Regions from separate parts of the Homo sapiens genome. Here region 1 is linked to region 2. Evidence: chromatin loops called from intact Hi-C (ENCODE). Cell type or tissue: IMR-90. All regions are shown on one strand. Each heading gives the region's core, and the rest is flanking DNA. Links, peaks and the distances in the headings are about the cores only.

Region 1 (2,929 bases), core at 92-2,591, 280 kb after region 2:
TTTTCCTCAGAATAATAGTTTTGGAATAATTTTGATCTTTCAGGATTGTGATTTGGGGGACTTTTAGACTTCAGGGATTTTGATCTTTTGGGATTTCTGCATTTGGATGTGGTGTTTGGGATTGTGTCTTTTGGGATGATAACCGGCTCCTGGCAACCACTGATCTGTTTCTGACTTTTCCGTTTTTGCCTTTCTCAGTAGGCAATATCATTAGGATCATACGGCACGTAGCCATCTGGGTGTTTAACTTAGCAGAAAGCATTTAAGATCTATTTATGCTGTTGTGTGAATCAACAGTTCATTCCTTTTAACGCTGAGTAGTGAAGTATTTCATTGTCTGGAATGTATCACAATTTGTTGAACTCTTCATCTGTTGAAGAATGTTTTGGTTGTTGGGATGGTTATGAATTAAGCTGCTATGAGCATTTGCCTACATGTAATTTTTTGGGAACTTACATTTTCAATTCACTTGAGTTAGATACGTAGGAGTGGGTCAGATAAGTATGTGTGTAATTTTTATGTAAAGATTTGTAAATATTTTGTGAATCTGTAACAGAATGAGTAGCACTTTTTCCAGGTGAGCGTGTGGATTGCCAAGTTGCATAGAGCTTTTTAAGTTGACTGATTTTTTTCTAATTTCATTGAAAAATCCAGTAGTTTTTTTTTTATCAAGCCCCCCCTCCTTTTTTTTTTTTTTTTTTTTGCTCTTGCTGATGATCTATTTAGTTATTAGGTGGCAACTCATGTCAACAAGTGAATTCACATGCCATTTCATCTTTTCTTGCCTTAACACGGTGAAACCCCATCTCTACTAAAAATACAAAAACTTAGCCAGGCGTGGTGGTGGGCACCTGTAGTCCCAGTTACTCGGAAGGCTGAGGCAGGAGAATGGCCTGAACCCGGGAGGCGGAGCTTGCAGTGAGCCGAGATCATGCCACTGCACTCCAGCCTGGGCGACAGAGTGAGACTCCATCTCAAAAAAAAAAAAAATAATAATAATAGGCCTAATCATTGTACAAGGATGAAGGTAGGGAAAAAAAGAAATAGGAAGAAGCAAAGGCAGAAAACATCTAGGATGCTGGAGCGCAGAGAACACAGGAATGACTCAGGAGTTTTGATACAAGTTTGATTAGAGAAAATATGCAAGTACTGCAGTGACTAAGTAGCAGATTATAGTTATGAAATCATGCAGGACAGGAACGCTGAGGTTAAATACAAACTGACAACAAAAATCATAAGAATAATATGTAAAAGCAAGTATGAAGCCTTTGTATTTGCTTGCGACTTGCAGTTTGAATAGCAAAATGATCTTTCACATCAGGCTCAGTGTGTTAAATCCAGCCTTAGGCAAGAATAAGCAAATATTGTTTCCATATGACAAGCCTTTAGCTGCTAGTGAAATGCTTTCTTTGTAGTGAACTGTAGGCACAAACTATCAGCAGATGACTGTGTATCTGAGCATATCTTTAACCACAGTTAGCTACAAATTATTTATAGAGGTTAAATAAATGTTTACACTGAATGATTCAGGAATGAGCACATAACAGCGGTTTGGGGGATTATATTTCTGCTATTGAAATCTAAATACTCCTACAACAATCCTTTCAGCTTAGATCCGTGGTTTCTAGTTGAGGAAGCAGTACCTCCTATGGGACATTCTGGGTCTCCTATGGGACGTACTGGGTGTTCTGTGGGCATTTTTGGTGGTCCTGATGATGGCATTTGTGGAGAGGACAGAAAACAGACTGCACCTGCTGCAGCGCTTGGATAGTCCTGCAGGATGAAGGGCGGCTCTGCGCCCTCATAGATCTCCTGCACGACCCTCTAGATGTTTACGTAGGTAAAAGCAAAAAACAACAACAAAAAACTAGTACTTCATTTTTCTTAAACATGCATGGTATTTTTGTGGTATTTTTAACTTTCACCGATACTTGCTGCAAATGCAATTACTGAGTAAATTGAGGGAAAATTGTGCTTTGGTTGGTTGGGTACTTTTAGCGATAGCCATTCTCCATTTCAGCAATGCCCTTGTGGTGTTTGAGCGGCCAGTGCAACACCTGTGAATCAGTCTTCATTTGTAGCTGTGGCATGCAAATATTTAACAGAGGGGATGTAACATTCACTGTAATAGACTTAAAACCAAATATGTTTTAATTAGATGAAGACCATGAAGTGTGAAGAGACCACTGACTTTTACTAATAGTTTTTAAAAAATCACTGTCATTTATGTAGTTTTTGTTTCCGTAGTATGACAGTATGAATATGTTATAAAATCACACATTTAAATGATTGATTTTTGAGGTTGCCTACAGGTTTTTAGTCTTATGCTGATGTGTGCACAAGTCTACAACATAACTGTGTTCTAGCCTCCTGGTTCTTTCCCTCTTAAGCATCAGAGACTGGATCTTTTGCTTGGCACGTGATAGGAATTCAAGATAGGAGAGTAATTTTCTGGGATCCTTTTTCAGTACCCTATCCTGTGTCAACATAGGACATTATTTTGACACTTCACTTAAAAATAAGCCTCCTTATTCCTGAGAAAGCCATAAATTTCTTTTTCTTTAATAATGAGTAATTTGTCTTGGATAAACTGTCTTTAATAAATTTTTTTGTCTTGTCATTTACAAATAAGCATAGTCTTATTTTTTCTAATCTTAGTACTTTTGATTGTTTAATATTTCAGTTTTTAAAATCAAGGCATAACTTACATGTAGCAAAATACAGAAGTCTTAAGCATACAACTCGATCATTTTTTTCAACATTTTATTATAAACATTTTCATACGTACAGAAAAGCCAAAAGAATTGTAAAGTGAACATCCATATACTCACCACCTAGATTCTGCAACGAACATTTTGCTATATTTACTTCATCGCATCTATACATCTTCATGTCCCTCCATTCTTCCACCAGTCCATCTTATTTGATA
Region 2 (2,929 bases), core at 139-2,638:
TGTACTCCTCTAGATATGCCCTCTACACGCTGTTCTGTGCTCCCAGAGTCTGACCTCTTTGGACTGTTAGTGAGCCTCCTGCCTGGTGGCTACCAACTGGGTCCAGCCAGTGAGAAACGAGGGCAAAGAATTAGGTCCAGGTATTTATTCTGACCCTTGAACCACCCTTCCTTCCCACATACAAGCCCTTCCTGTGTACAGGGTTACCTCAGGGCTCACTGTGTCCCTTGGGAAAGGTCACGGCTCGTGTCAGGGACCCTGTCCACTCTGTCCTCTCAGCATCTAGTTTCTGCTTCCCTGCTCTTATGCCTTAAGGCCTAGGGGTGCAAACAGCAGTTGTCATTTGCTCCAGGGCATGGCATTATTTGGTTTTACTAAACTGTCCTACCTTTTGTGAAATTCCCTTTATTAAATGCTTTCCAAATTATCCCTGTTGATTGCACAGTCTGTTTTCTGCCAGGACTCTGACTGATACAGTGAGAAAGGAATGCTTAATCAAATCAGCCGTCCTTTATGGAAATAAATTATTAAAGCCCTGCCTCACATCAAAAAGCAAAGCTTGAAAAAAATATAATAAGGGATTAATAATCAAAACATATAAAAATGTCAAACATCTATTAAAGAAAAAAGGCAAGCCATGCAAAAGTAAAGTTCAGGGACATATCCTACCAGACATTGTAAAGCTATAGGAATAAAATAGGGTAATACTGGTGTGTAAAAAACACATAGTTTTACAGTCTATTCATCGATCAGATACCTTAAACTACCTACCTACTAACAACAATTAAAAATATTAGAGGAGAGATGTAAAAAACTATTGAAAATGTATTTCTGACCAGGCAAGAGAAGACGGAATTGGCAGGGTGAAAAAGGGCAAGCCAGACTCTAGGGAGGGCAGCGAGCTCTTAGACTGCCTTCACCGTCTTTCTGAACTCAAGGGCCGGGAGTGTCTGCTTTGATGGCTGCATGGGACTCCGGAGATAGGCAATAAAGCCCATGGTTTCTACAAAGTGGGAAGCTCCAAGATTTATTGCTGAATAAATCTGGAACCCTAAAGTCCGTAATGTAAAAGGTGAATGAGAAAGAAATCTCTGCGCAGAAGAGAGAAGGAAACAAGCCTTAACTCACTGGAGTAGCAAGGAAAGCGCTTCTCTGAGAATTGATGACCACCAGAGGGCCTCCCACAGGTCTTCCCTGCACATTCCTGCTATCCTACTGGGGAGGTCCAAAACAACCTCCAGCAAACAATTCAACGTGGTCTTCAAGTAGTTGTGTACCCAGGCAACTGGCAAAAACAAATACAACTCCTCTCTGGAGGAAAGCAGCTTCCACCCAATATTCAAGGCATTACTGAAGGCAACAAAACAGGAAAACAGGTAAAGGATTCTCAGGCAACTCACAGGACATAAAATGTACATCTTGATTACGAAATAATCTGTGTAATAAGCTTAGAAAATTGCCTGACACGTAATAAGTGCTAAGTAAACGTTAGCTATGATGATGCTGGTGACAACAATGATGATTTCAAGTCTTTTTAATTCTCTCCTATTAATTGATTTCTCTTGCTTTGTTAAAATCACACCAGTTTAATTAACACTTGTCATATTGTAAACTTTTTAAAATGTTCAAATTTTTTCATTGTTCTTTTTAGAAGTTTTCTTACATATTTTATGTGAGTTTTAGGATTGGCTTGTCAAGTTCCTGAAAAATCATGTTTGAATTTTGATGAGGATAGGGGTTACCTTTATAGATTACTTTGTTAAAAACTGACATCTTTACAGTATTGAGTCCTAGCATTTCTGAATAGAGTATATCTTTTAGTTTATTCAGGCTTCTTTTATGTCCTTTAGTCAAGTTTTATAGTTGTCTTCATAAAGATCTTGCCACCTTTTTTTAGTTTTATACCCACTTTTCCATTTATGTTGCTCTTTCCTATTAAATGCTTAAATTGGCTATATTGAAGATGTAAGAAGGCTGTTGAGTTTTGTGTTCACCTTGTATGTTTTGCGCTTGCCAAAATCCCTTACTTTTTCTGATTGCCTCTGATTTTCTAGGTGAATAATCATATTGTTTGTAAATTGTGATAATCATTTCCTTGTGAATATTTCTGTCTCTAAATTTTTATCTTATTGCAATCCCTGCACCACTACAATGCGGGATTTTAACAAGTGGAACAGATATCCTTGTTTTCTTCTTCATTTTAATGGATGCTTCTAATATTTTACCATTAAATGTAATATTTTCTCTAAATTTTTGATATATACCTTTTATCAGAATTTGCTAAGCATTTTTGTTAGGAATGGGTGTTCAGTACTATTAGATGATATTTATTTCAGTCTCTGATAGTTACATGATGTTTCTCCTTTAATACATGACTATAGTAAATTCATTGGAACATTTCTTTTTTCTCCTCTTTATCATTAAAATGTTTATATATACGTTGGATAAGCTCTACATGGCCATAATACTTGTCTAACATTTTAAAATTTATTTTTAGTTTTTAACTAATACATAATAGTTGGACATATTTATGGGGTACATGTGATATTTTGATATACGCATATGATGTGTAATAAATCAGGGTAATTGGGATATCTGTCACCTCAAACATTTATCATTTCTGTGTGTTGGGGATACTCCAAATATTCTCTTGCAGCTATTTAAGAAATGCCTTACTTCAGTATATGTGAGGGGTTGATTCCAGGGTCCCCTGTATAACCAAAATCGAAGCATGCTCCAGTCCACAGGTGGCCCTGCCAAACCCACGGATACAAAATTTCACCTTCTGTATCCATGAATTCACATCCCTCCAATACTGTACAGTTTTGTAGGATTTGAACTGCATGGGTCCATGTATACACACATTTTTTTTCAACCAAACATAGATCGAAAATACATATTCACTGGATGCGAAACCTACATATATGGG

What was found. Hi-C counts contacts between places; a loop is a spot of excess contacts. Peaks named below come from ENCODE experiments on the same cell type or tissue, not always from the same donor. Only the 100,000 strongest peaks of a DNase experiment are listed, where the experiment ranks them.
Region 1: it touches region 2 in a loop (3-fold over the local background); 2 of 110 quality-filtered maps call a loop at or near these places.

Annotation. Positions count from the first base shown.
Region 1 is chr7:3,760,578-3,763,506 of GRCh38, forward strand. All of the region lies in intron 4 of SDK1 (sidekick cell adhesion molecule 1), which reads left to right. Among named protein-coding and RNA genes, the nearest start is that of SDK1-AS1, 410 kb to the left of the region's middle. In IMR-90, for the core only: no CTCF peak of the experiment used is centred there; DNase peaks (open chromatin) are centred at 1,174 and 1,464; H3K27ac peaks cover 778 bases; H3K27me3 peaks cover 143 bases.
Region 2 is chr7:3,481,428-3,484,356 of GRCh38, forward strand. All of the region lies in intron 1 of SDK1 (sidekick cell adhesion molecule 1), which reads left to right. Among named protein-coding and RNA genes, the nearest start is that of SDK1-AS1, 130 kb to the left of the region's middle. In IMR-90, for the core only: a CTCF peak has its summit at 1,174 (motif pointing right); no DNase peak of the experiment used is centred there.